2 separate regions of the Homo sapiens genome follow, and region 1 is linked to region 2. A link is a loop called in an ENCODE intact Hi-C map of the cell type or tissue named here. Cell type or tissue: MCF 10A. All regions are shown on one strand. Links, peaks and the distances in the headings refer to the core of each region. The heading gives the core; the rest is flanking DNA.

What was found. Peaks named below come from ENCODE experiments on the same cell type or tissue, not always from the same donor. Only the 100,000 strongest peaks of a DNase experiment are listed, where the experiment ranks them.
Region 1: it touches region 2 in a loop (5-fold over the local background); 1 of 110 quality-filtered maps calls a loop at or near these places.

Annotation. Positions count from the first base shown.
Region 1 is chr1:248,398,476-248,405,611 of GRCh38, reverse strand. It overlaps OR2T1 (olfactory receptor family 2 subfamily T member 1), which reads right to left and starts at 2,564. Exons shown (of 2, transcript NM_030904.2): 1 at 2,367-2,564. RefSeq lists a silencer at 5,158-5,358. In MCF 10A, for the core only: no CTCF peak of the experiment used is centred there; no DNase peak of the experiment used is centred there.
Region 2 is chr1:247,676,974-247,683,630 of GRCh38, reverse strand. OR13G1 (olfactory receptor family 13 subfamily G member 1) reads left to right here and starts at 3,892. Exons shown (of 2, transcript NM_001005487.2): 1 at 3,892-3,991. In MCF 10A, for the core only: a CTCF peak has its summit at 2,135 (motif pointing left); a DNase peak (open chromatin) is centred at 2,140.

The DNA.
Region 1 (7,136 bases), core at 235-5,234, 720 kb before region 2:
ATACTTGGTGTTAGTTTATCCATGTCCCAGACAAATTATAAGGGATGAAATAAAAAGGGCAACAGAAACTCAACGGAAACTACTCTTGCAAATTTAGACATAAAAATTATTCTCAATACAAGAGGCATTCAGTGTTGTAGAATTTTATTTATTTTCAATTTTAAGATGATGAGGAATTAGCATTAGGATTATGATTAGCATGACCATTAGAAATCAGTATTAGCAATTAATATTCAGAGGAAATACCACAGGGACGTAAACATTGAGCTATAATTCACTGATTATTTTTGGAAATTAGAATTTTTCATAGTTCTTCATAATTAAGAAAAACTGAGTGTGTTTTATACAATTTCAGGTTACAATAAAGAAACAAATATCCACAACAAACTTCATGGAAGTAAAGGATGATTTTTCACATTGTTTAAGGCTAAAAGTGTCCCAAGAAAGACATTTTACCAACATATTTGGGAGTAAAATTGATCAAACTAGTCTAGTGCTCCTCTAAATATTCTAAAAATATTAGCATTTGAGTCAATTGCCCAGAAAAAGAAGTTGCTATTGAGAATAATGATGATGACATCGTGGAGTTTATTTTGCAAAGTGTCATGCTAAGAAGTACTTTGTAACTATTGACTCCCTGATCTTCACAATAAAACTAAGAAGTGAGGAGCTATAAAAGCCCCTCTCACCAATGACAGCATTGAGGGTAACGTGTTGGTGGTCACGGGGTCTGTTAGTGCCAGGAGTGTTTGGACTAGATAGTCTCAATTCATTATATATTCATACACATGGCATTGTGTATATAGGAAGCTTTATATGGGAATAGCAGCTAGACATTTACTGTAATTAGCAAATAAAATGTACCAAGCATGTGAACCTGCTAAATTGTTAACAATGTAATAACTAATGTGACTAATGAAAATTAGTCATACTTGAGAGTAGATCACATAAATTATTATAATCAGGATTGCTGTTTTATGGATATAAACTATGTGTACAGATATACACACATATATAAAAATGTACACATAGATACATCATATGTATATTTTATATATATATATAATGTATATTTTGCTAATTCAGAATATTTGGTGTCAGGTTTTATACATTTTTATGATACTATGTACAATGTCATCATTACTTACAACCTCCCTCATTTTACTTTTTTTAGGTTTCATTAATGGAACCTATAAAAATATATTTCTAAAGGGAAACTCCTCTCCAGTTTATGTCGCAGCCTAAATATTAGCAGTATTTCAGCTACTTCCACACTTCCTACATTTTCGGTTTGACTTTTATCATGCGATAAGACACCAGAAACAGAGGGAAAATCATGTGCTGCTTCACAAAGTCAAACAGTGGTCTCTGCTGTCTGTTCACCCTTACTCCCATTTTATACACACACACACACACGTATATGTAATAGCACAGGGACATACATATTGAGGTATAACTCACCGATGATTTTTGGAAATTGGAATTTTTCCGTAGCTCTGGCAATTAAGAAAAACTGAGGGACTGTTTTATACAATTTCAGGTTACAGTAAAATCCACAACAAACTTCAAGAATATAAAGGATGATCTTTTATCCATTATATATATATATATAAGTATATACATTCATAATTTCCTCCCATAGATTTATATATGTATATATGTAACTCTTCTGTGGTTCTAGCTTTTTCTATGGCCAGCTAGCCCTGCAAACCTAGCAATGCAAAGGGAAATTCTAAAGTCTACTCCATTTTGCAGCCAAGTGGCCTTACTTTTCCTATCTGCATACAAAAGATCTAATTTATCAGAGAACAAGCCCTCCTCAAAGTAAATTATGATTTTAAGTAAAATGTTTTGTTAAATTTATTATCTGCTCTCTCACTAGAGTGAGCACAATAAGTAACTATACTTGTTGAATATCTCCTGGGCATAGATCATACAGCTTTGCTATGGTTTAGTACACATAAAAATAATCAGAAAATGTTTGGAATGATTCTGTGACTTTATATAGGCATTTGTTTCTGAAATGATGAAGGCAACATACAGTAAAACAAAATTTAGAATTAAATGAATTGAGTTCTTCCTCTGGTCACGACATTAATTAATTCTGTGACCTTGGATTATCTTCCTAAACACCCTGAGCCTCAGTATCTGCTTATATTAATTGATATAATAAACATTCAGGGTTACTTTAAGAATCAAATAAGAAATTTATAGTTACAGGTGCAAATATTTTATACAATACCAAGTAAAATGTAAGATATCTGCAAATTATTTCAAAACTATTGGTAAATGGGTGCAAATTCTCAATCTCTCATTTAAGCAATCTACATATTCAACTAAAATCTATGAATTTAAATTGCAAATACCTCCTGATCTTCAGAAAAGGTCTGTAAACCCAGGTGCTCCCAGTGAAGTTACATCAGCAGTTAAAGTCTATCTTTTCCCCCAAGTATCCTTTGACTTGAAAGGATTGTTACTTAGTAGAAATTCTCAGAAAAAACTGTGCATTTCAATTAAGCTTGCAGAACATCTAAATGCCTTTGAAGAGCAGAAGTATGCTTGGCCTGCAAATTTTGAGAAAATTATTTTTAAAAAGTTAGTGGATAAAATAGACATAATTTTATTGGATAAAATTGTCTTTTAGGCCTACCTAAACTATTTTTTATTGCATAATACCGTACACCAAGAGATAAATCAATGCATTTATGTTATCCTGACATTTGTAAATATTCTGTACTATTTTATAAGGCGTGCATGTTGGTTGAGTAGGGATGGCCGCAAATATTTTCCTCCCACATCACTACAGTTTGAAGGTAGGACACAATGCTTGCCCAGGACTGTGATGATCTCCAAGCCCATCCTTTAAATCAAGTGACAAGATAATTCCTAACTTGTAAGTTGCAGCCTTTGCTTGCTTCCCTATGACCACTGGTGAAGTTTCTGCCAAAGAAAAGAGCAAGCTCCATGCTCCTTCAATGCAGCAGCCTTGTTAGGAAGCTCTGCATTAGCTTAAATTAAAGCTGCTTCATGCAGGATTCTTCCTTGCCTTCTGAATCTGCTTGGAACCAGTTTTCTCTCTTTGCAACATTCAACATTTCATAATGTGAATATGACTACAAGGTTTTCTGTCCTCCTTCTCTATACCGGTCACACTTCTCCAGTTATTTTATGCATTCATGTATGAATTTTTTTCCAAAGTGCTCAACTTCCAGGTATTTACTGGGGATAGCTTTTGCAATGTCTATTTTAGAATATAATACCTCAATTTCAACAGATTACTGTAGGTGTGGTTTTTCCTGTACAGAATACACTGGCAATATTACTTTTCTGTTGTTATCGCAGACACATTGAGTCATTACATACACATTCAAACTTACAGTTACCTTTTCACATGAGAAGTTCTCAAGACAGGTCAATACAGTGCTGTGCAATTTTGAGACTAAATACAAAAATATATGTTCCTAGTTTTTCTCCGTGTTCCTAAATTCTGTTTAGTATTTCAAAAAGTTGGAATCATTAAGAATGAACTCATATTGAAATAATAATCATACAATTATTAGATAATAAAGCACTAATGTACTCTGACAATTTTAGAGTAACTTAGAACCACATTCTTCAACCCACACACACCTCCTACAAGACCCATAAAGAGACTACACACTAGAATAAACCCCTCTACTAGAGAGACCTGTTATTTCTGATGAGAGTTTATTTTATGCTTGGTGTGATGGACACTAAAAAAATGCCTGTGAATCACTGGCAAAGTGGATCTGAGAAATCCAGGTGTCTGCACATTCTTTGAAATCATTGTGGAAAAAAGGATTTTTAAAATGCTTGCACGTTTGACAGTCAGGCAACGAGTCTATGTTGGAAATTAGAATGCCTGTAGGAGTCTGCCTTACGTCAGCTCTGTGTCTTTAATGCAAGCATCTTCAACTCTCCAATCATCAGTGTTCTTATCTGTAAAACGAGGGGAAGGAGATAAAGACAATGCACTGTTCAGAGATTCAGGAAGCCTGGTTCATAGTCTGTACTTTAGAAACTAGGAGTAAGTACAGGTTTTTCCTTTAGATCTTTTGTGCCTTTCGAACAGTATTGTCCTTATCCTATCTAATTCATAAGACTAAAGTTTGCTTAAATTATTTTTTTAAGAAAAGCAGCAAACATTTAAGAAAAGATTCTTTGCACTGTTACACTCAATGGCATCCTTCTACCTGAGATTTACAACACTCACTCCATGTAATTCCCACAGATAATCAGACAGGCACTCTTTTTCTCAATGCACTTGCATTTGGCATGGAGGGAATGGGACAGTCATTCCTCATTATACTTGTGCCTGAGATTTCCAGCCCAGGAGTTGCAGACAACTCTGCCTCAACTTTCTTAGATCCAGTTTACGTAAATCTTGTTTATGTCATATAAAGAACGTAAATTCAGTCAGACCACAATGAAATGTTCTGGCAACCCGGTCATTTGCATATGCACCAAATATTTAAAGTGCTACTATGAGGAGGAGTCAGTCTAGGTGCTCATCAGCATTTGACTTCTTACCTGTGAAATTCCTGCATAATTCCAAAAGACCTGGATTTTCATTAAGGGAATAGGAAGAGTGGAACAAACAAAGTGAGTCTAAGTACAGCAGAAGCTCCTAGATGATCCATTTTAATTGCCTAATTTTACTGAGGGATGTTGCATCATTTAGACAAAACCTTAACTATTAAATCCAATTATTTAATTTTCAAAGAGCTTCATAAAGTAATGTATTCATGTGTTCTATATGTTCTCACATTTCTCATATCTCCTCTCATCCATGCAATCTGAATGCCACCCACTCAAAACAGCATGTGACACACATCACTAAGTAGACATCAAGGAATACAATATACATAATTTTCATAAAAATTATCCAAATATCTAATTTTATTCCAAACTGTATTCCAACAAAAGATGATTATCTGTCACTTACAGAGAGCTGAATCTGTCAGGATAGCCATTCAGAGTAGTAGATAGAGAAGGTTATGTATAATTTAGTAAATCAAAAACTTACTGGCAAACTACAACAACTTTATGTAACTAAACAAGCGATGAAGAACTAAGACTTTTTAGAAGGTTGAAGGTGATATTTTGCTAGAAGGAAAAATGATTAGATTTAGTAGACTTAAATTCTCATCTAACTTATACCAAGAAGAAAACACACAAAGCAATTCATAGTCATTGGTACCCACAACAGGAAATCCTTCAACATCTAGGCCATCTGGATGCCAAAGTGCTGTCAGCATGTTACCCTGAAGATCCAGTATGCATAGATTTCTAATTTGGATTTATGAACTTGGCATGACTGAAGGTATCCTTAGCAACTGATGATGGAGTTAGGACAAAGAGAGACATGCAACAAGTTTATTAGGAGCTATTTTTGTAATATAACTCTGCAGAAGGAAGTATTATTAAGCCAAACAAATAAATGCCACCTTAGAAATCCTTGAAACAATTTGCATTGCCAGGACAAATTGCATAAATTCTCCAGCCTTCTAGAAACATGTAATAATGTCTATTTCTTATCTTTACAGGGAAATATTTAGCAACTAAACAGGTCTGAAAAACTAAAAATGCAGGAAGAAAGCAGCAGACCAGTAAAGAGTGCCGAATTATTCTGGGTGTTCTGCTTTTGAGATCCCTGGAGCGACAAGGGAGCGCCCAGATTGAAAAGAGGCATGAGTTTAAATAGTTTTCTTTGAGGGACATGGAATGAAGTGCTCTGGGAAAGAGCAAGTTTCTTCCTTTTGGATCTCAGGAGACTTTAATGAGACGGACTTATTACAGCTAATGAGAAGTGTATTGATGGGGTGGAAAACAGTGAACATTTAAGTGACATGGGCTTTGAGAACATGTTTCAACTCCTGTGCTTCAAAGTGTAAAACTGATTTCCTGAGTGTTTCATCAGAAAGTTCTGCCAGCAGCTCTTCCTCACAGAGAAATGTGGGAACAAATGTGGAAAGCCATTAAAAAGATAAAAAGTAGCTTTATTTCTATTATATTTTAATAACATAACATCTGTTATGTTTGTTGGTAGTTTAATAATTATTATTTTATTTGAGCATAAAGGTAACGCATACCCATCGGGAAAAACATAATACCAGATAGGGTTATCGAAAACACATCATAGAGATGATTATCCTTACAAAATTGCATTTATACTGTATGTGTTTGTTTGTGTGTATGTTCGTGGGTATGTGTGTGTATGTACCAGTAAACTACAAGAGCTTTATGTAACTAAACAAGAGGTAGAGAACCAACAGAGAGACACATGCAGAAACTTAAACACTATAAATAGATATGGCATTTACACAACAACATATATGTGTGTGTGATGAGTGTCTGTGGGTTAACATGTAATTCCACAATTTGCATTGTTCACAAAATACAACATAAAAAGTGCCCCGATGTGAAATATTCTCCCAAACGTAGCATGCACTATCCACAAAGTACTATACTTTATGGATATGCTCAATATTATTTAATTAATGCTCCATTTTTATAACATACATACAGTTTTAATTCAGGGGACTAAAAAATAATGTGCTGATTAAATCCTTATGTCTAATTTGAGTATAGATTTTGGAAGTTTTCTTCATCGACTTTTCCTCAGTCAATATTATTTAATTCATTTGTGTGAATATTTTTAAAGTTTTGATTTTGTTAAGTTGCACCTCAAAAATATTATCATTTTTTATATTATCAATTCACATCTATATATCAATCATTTCATCTATCTATAAATAAATAAACACAAACACACAGATCTGGAAATTCTGATGTAAAAGGACTAGATTTAATGTTTTCTGTTGTTTTTCCTAGAAAGGTTAATTAATTTTTTTAACTTCAACTTTTTTTTTTTTTTTTTTTGAGACAAGAGTCTCACTCTGTCTTGCCCAGGCTGGAGTGCAGTGGCATGATCTTGGCTCACTGCAGCCTCCACCTCCAGGGTTCAAGTGATTTTCCTGTCTCAGCCTCCCGAGTAGCTGGGACTACAGGCATACACCACCACGCCTGGCTAATCTTGTATTTTCAGTAGTGATGGGGTTTCACCATGTTGGACAGGCTGGCCTCGAGCTCCTGACCTCAGGTGATCCATATGC
Region 2 (6,657 bases), core at 1-5,000:
GGGGAGATACTTGTCAAAGGATGAAAAATTCCAGTTGGATAGAAGGAATGAATTAAAGAAATATATTGTAGAACACGGTGACCATAGTTAATAGCAATGTCTTGTGTTCTTGAAAAATGTGGAAAAAAGCCCACTAAAGGTATATAAAAGCATTTGTTCTTCAGTGTCCTCCCTAGCCATAAACTTGTAAACTTGCATAGTAAGTGACTATTGTAAGTGTGTCCCCATAAAGGGACACAAAGTGTGTAGGGATGTGTGTGTGTGTGTCTGTGTGTGTTCAGGGGATAAGAGATTGGGAAATAGGCAAAGAAAATTCGAAAAATGGAAAAAAAAGATCTAGAGATCAGTCTGCAGCTACCTTGTATAACTGTGCCATTGAAGAAACTACCCCAAATTCCCTTTTTACAATACAGTAAATTTTATTTAATAAAAGTTTGATGAATCAACAATAAACAAATAAAATAATATGGCTATTATTAATATGTTGAAGAGAATATGAGATGAAAATAGAGATGAGAGATGAAAAGATGCAGATAGAAAAACTAGAAATATTAGAAGTAAATACATATGTCTAAAATTAATATTCAATAGAATTATAAAAGCATGAAATACTCTACCTGAAGTTAACAGCTAATAGTTTGGGATTGACGGAATGTTAGATCCAGTAGACGATCTGATTACTTGCTTGAATATGAGTTAATAAAAAATATTTAAAGAGAAGAAACATAATTGGAAGGTACAACACGTAAGATAAAAACCATAGTGAAAAGTTCTAGCATGCATGTTATTTTCACCCTGGGAGGAACACAGATTTAAAAAGGGGGGCAGAAGCAGCATAAATAATGATACCCACAGATAAATATTATTGGCAAGCTTCAAGCAAGATAAAAGTTCAATCATATCCTAGAGACATCACACTAAAATTGCTAAAACTAAAGATAAGCTTAAATGCCGCAATAAGAGGAAAAGAAGACATTTTGTTCAAATAAGCAACAATACTACTGACAGTTGACTTTTCAACATAAACTGTGAATGCTATAAGACAATTTAGGTATATCTTTAATGTGCTAAATAAAACAATAGTCAACGTAAAATCATATACCCAGAAAACATAATTTCCAAAACTAATACCAACAAAAAATTTTAATACATAAAAGAATGAGAGAATTTCTTGTCAGCAAACCTGTAGGTTTGCATTAAAAGAAGAGTTATGCAGGCAGAAGAAAATGGCCCAAATGGGAAAAATGGGCAGGAGAGTGGAAGAACAATGAAAAAAGCAATATAAGAGCACATGCAAAGGAATACAGACTGATTAAACAATAAAAGTTATGGGTGGTGGGGTTTGAGATATGCGTTTAATTATAATCCATTATAAAAACAATACAAAGAAGGGACTAAAGTAGTTAGTGTTCTAAAAGCACAGTGTCTCTAGAAAGTGGTAAAATAAGTAATTTCTACTTGACCATAATAAGTCAAAAATGCATAAACACTCAAATCGGTGTAGAAATGCATGACTACTCACCTCATAGATGGAAATGTGGAATAAAATAAGATAAAGTAAGATAAAACAGGGAGAAAGAACATAGATGAGCCAAATAACAATAATATATTCATAAAGCAAACACAAATGTGTCTGAAATTAAATTAAAGGCAACTAAAGTGCTGAAATTAAAGCATAAAGACTGACTGATTTTGTTAAAAAACAAAACTGTATTACACTTAACACATTCTCAAATGAACACGAAGAAAACACCCAAAATGAAGATGGAAAAATATATACCATGAAAAATTAAACAAAACAAAGTTGGTATAGTCGTTATGCTATTAGAATACATAGCTAATAAGGCAAGCAACTTTTCTGAAGAGTAACCTTTGATAATGACAAGGCAGCCCTTCTACTACAAATAGATCATAAAACCAGTTCTCTGGCGCATACAACAGTATTGCTTCTAATGATACATGACTTAATTTGACAGACTGAAAATAAGAATAAGGCAAATTCCAATCATCCTGGGGTATTTAAAATCAAAAGTCAAAATACTAGAAGTTCTAGAACTTCACCAAAAAGACCAGGAGAAGCAAACAGGGAAGGGACCTGTTTTTTCTCCTCTAGTCTTACAGTTTACCTCTATTGCCCCCTACTGGCAGAGTTCATGAGGTGCCAACACGCTAACAGCGATGTGGTTGTAGGGTTCACCCAATCCAGCATCCAAGATCTGAGTGCGTAGGGATGGGTTTGGAGTCAAGGGACTTAATTGGCTCAAGTATTTCAGCTTTTTTTTTTTCCACCAAATACCTCCTCTCCACCCATTTACGAATACATTTAATTCAATGTTATTCTGGTTCATTGTGCAGTCATCACATCTTCAACTGTTCTGTATTATTTTAATGTACTTGTTCAAAGCGATAAAACAACAATGTTTTATCATTGTGGAAATGAGTAGGTTATTTTACCTGTAAAGAATATTACTAAAGCAAGATAAATTATGTCAACTGGCTCAACAGCAAACACTCTTTAAAGGCAAATGATTAATTTCTATTTGGCCGTGTGATGACAACTACATATAATTCCTGCCCCTTACTTGCTCTCATATTGATAGTTTGATATACTTAACTAATATTTAGTAATACTATGCTTACAATAAATGTGAAATAAGCATTTAGATCACTGTCTGGAAGCTTTAAAAAGCTGTTAAAGTGATCTGATATTTACCCATGTAACTTTTCTTTAAGATAAACAAATAGGAGAAAGAAATACATGGTAAACATGTAAATGTGTGTTTGAATTCTAATGAACATTTCAAACTATGAGGCTATTCAGCAAGAGGGATAGAGACAATGTTATTTCATTATGCGTACATCACACAGATGAGTTGCATTTGTGTTTGGGTATGCATAAACAGCAAAAGGATGTACAGAACAGTTTTTCAAACAATTCAGAAAGAAATTTAGCTGAAGGGTTTGCGTGTTACATTAAACAAATGAAAACCAAATTGCATTTCATATTTTATTTGTAAGATCCTCCAGGCCTGCACAGAGTAGAGGACTAAATGACAAACTTTGCTTTAACCTTCATCTTGGAATTCATTTCCTACCACTCTTCCTCTTATTAAATTGAACTGTTTGTCCTAAATCTGCCTGTGTACATGGTAAACTGTAACCTAACTTAATGTGTAAACAACCTGCAACCTAACTTCAGAGCATACATTATAACAAGTAGCAAAATCTCAGCGAATCATAGCAGCCTAACCTTCAGCCAACTGTAGGCCGAAACCTGCCAAAACATCCAAATAAAGCAAACACAGAACTCTAGTCAATCAAGTTATTTCCGCATGTCATTTCCATTTCTCCAGCTATAAATATTGCCTGCAACGCCTTGTAGGATGAAGCTCTCTGCACTGCTTTTGGTCCTGAATGTTATCTGGTTCATAAATATTTTTTATTTTCTCTGCTCAAATGAACTCTGTTAAATTTAACTTGTCTAAGATTTTTCTTTTAACACTGTCTAAGTTTATATTGGGAGAAGATCTCCGAAGCAGATGTAATTGCTTTTATAACAATGTCCATCCATTTATTCTTTAAATCTCCCACCAGCATTTCCACTGTGTCTCATTATTCAGGTTTCCTACTCCATGAAGACATTATCTCGGGATACCTTTTGGTCTTCACAGAAAAAGGTTGACACACAAAGACCAAGTGATTGAACATCATAATTGGTAATTAGTTCAGGGTTTTAAAAACTGTTCCTCTGGGATACATTTTAATGTAACTAATAGCAAATCACTTCAAGATGCTCTTCCTTGGGGTCCCTTGTCCTTGAGTCAGGAACCATGCTTTTCATTGATCTTAAGTATAAATAAACCAATACTAAAGCAAGCATGAAAGAGCTCATTTGATAGCAAACTGGCAAGAGCTACTGTACTTTTAGTTTTTTACAGTGATTTAATACAGGTCACCATTTGAACATGACAATACTCTGCAAAAAACTACAGTGAGTATTTGTGGGCAGACTGTCTAATTCTTAAGTTTACCATAAAATCATGGCCTGAGTAGGGATATTTTTGAGCCAGGTAACATATTTAATTCCTTTTTAGCCATAGCGCGCACACACACACACACACACACACACACACACACACACACAATCCATCCGCGGATTGTACTTTAATTCAAAACAGGGGATTTTATGCTATCAATGTATCAAAATACTGATGATGCAAGTATTTATATTGCCTGCCAGCCTTTCAAAATTTTTCCTTTCATATCAAATATGCAAAAGTTGGAGTTTAAAAGACAGTCAACTAAATTTAGGTTAACATACTTTACCAAGTTATGGGAATGCTTGACATGTATGAGAAATTGTTTTAGAATATGTCCTTTCTTTAATTATCATAAAGACTTAGCTAAATAGTTTAAGAATTAGCTTGCAAAACTTCTCATTGTATCAGGATGCTCCAAGCTGCTTAAAACGCCTCTCAAAAATAGAACCTTACAAGGGTTTCATTTACTCATTTAGTGTTCATATTCTACCTACATATATAAGAATCTGTGACAGACTCTATAAAATGGTGAGTGGCATGTTCAGAGTTGAATTTAAAAAAAAAAAGATTTCTTCCAAAACTTAGAAAACAATGTAAATGTGAAAAATAATGTCTTCCCAAACATAGAGAATAAAATGCTTTCAGACAGGAATTGCATTGGCTTCAGATGTCCTAGGGTGACCAACTTTCCCAGGTTGCCTGAGACTGACAGGTCTCCTAGGATGTGGGTCTTTCAGTGGCAAAACTTGGACAATCCCTGGCTAACCAAGTGGTTGATTATCCTTTGTAGGGTAGGGCCATGATTTGTATGCAGGTATTGACTCTCCTTAATCTCCGCCACCTTTTCTCTTTTTACAATTTATTATACTGCCTTCACACTGATCTTCCTTTCCTACCTCTCTGATCACTTCGAAACCTAGAAAATTAAGAAGTAGCTACTTTCACTTCTTTTCTAGTACTTCAACAGTGAAGCTAAGCTGAAGAGAATGTAACATTCTCCTTAAACGATGCTTGAACTAGAATCACCTCTGACGTAGCCCTACCTAATAGAAAGTGGCCTAGAATGAAACTGTCTGACAGAAGTCATTCAGGAATATGAGAGTACGAGGAAATTTGTATCACTCTGTCCCCATAAAACACAGTGGCTGCTGTGGGGAGTTCTTAGTACCTTGCCTTAGACAACATAGGCCCTTTAAACGTGTGCCGATATTGTTTATTATGACAATGAAGATGAAAATACTTGAAGACGGAGATGATGATAATGATGTAATGGATACATAAGAATAAACTGTGCTGTTGGAGTTGACATAGGTATAACATTGGCTTATAAAATGCAACATGAGTGAATTTTGTCATTAGACTCCCTGGATTCAGATTTCCATGTCGCCAGTGTCTGACTGTGTGACAATAAGCACATTTGATAACTACCAAATTTCACCAACTACTTCATATGTAAAATAGTGACATAAATATTATTAATTTTTTTTGAGACAGAGTTTCGCTCTTGTTGCCCAGGTCGGAGTGCAATGGCGCGATCTCGGCTCACTGAAACCTCCGCCTCCCAGGTTCAAGCAATTCTCCTGCCTCAGCCTCTTGAGTAGCTGGATTACAGGCATGTGCCACCATGCCCAGCTAATTTTGTATTTTTATTAGAGATGGGGTTTCTCCATGTTAGTCAGGCTGGTCTCAAACTCCCAACCTCAGGTGATGCGCCCGTCTTGGCCTCCCAAAGTGCTGGGATTACAGGCGTGAGCCACCGCACCCGGCCCTATTAATTCTTAAACTTATCCTCATGATTCAGCAAAATAGCATGGTGAATGGCACATAAATCAAGCATCATTGTGTATTATTAGTAAATGTTTGGTGTTCTAAAGTAAGTAAACAGAATGTGACCTCAATTCACTCCTTCCAGGAAAAGGTTGCCAGTGTTTATTTGGCAGTGCACTGCATCCTGCCAGACAAAATGGTCTAAGTTTTTTCTGTATGTAGTTTTATATCACTTTCATTTTATTCTGGCAATTCTATATCACTTTCATTTTATTCTGGCAATTCATTATTATAAATAAATCCTATTGTTAAACTTAAATTGATAATGTTCTACAAACCAGGTGGTGCCTGTAAACACAGTCTCCATTTAAGATGGACAAATACTGTCTCCCTCTGAATTCATCCTCTATGATGCCTTCAGGGCTGGCTTTCTAAAACTGGGGTATGTCACATACTACTTCCTCTCTCAGAAATCTAAAATTTCTCCCTTATCGACTACTTAACAACAAAATAATTCCTTACCTTAGAATATAATAATCTCAAGTAGTCCTATCTTTTCTTATTTTTATTTTTATTTCATTATGACAGGGTCTGGCTCTGTCACCCAGGCTGCAGTGCAGTGGCACAATCTCGGCTCACTGCAACCTCCGCCTCCCAGGCTCCAGCGATTCTCCTGCCTCAGCGTCCCAAGTAGCTGGGATTACAGGCCGGCTAATTTTTGTATTTTTTGTAGAAACGAGGTCTCACTATGTTACCAAGGCTGGTTTCAAACTCCTGGGCTCAAGCCATCTGCCCACCCCAGCCTGCCAAAGTGCTGGGACTACAGGTGTGAACCACACACCAGGCCAGT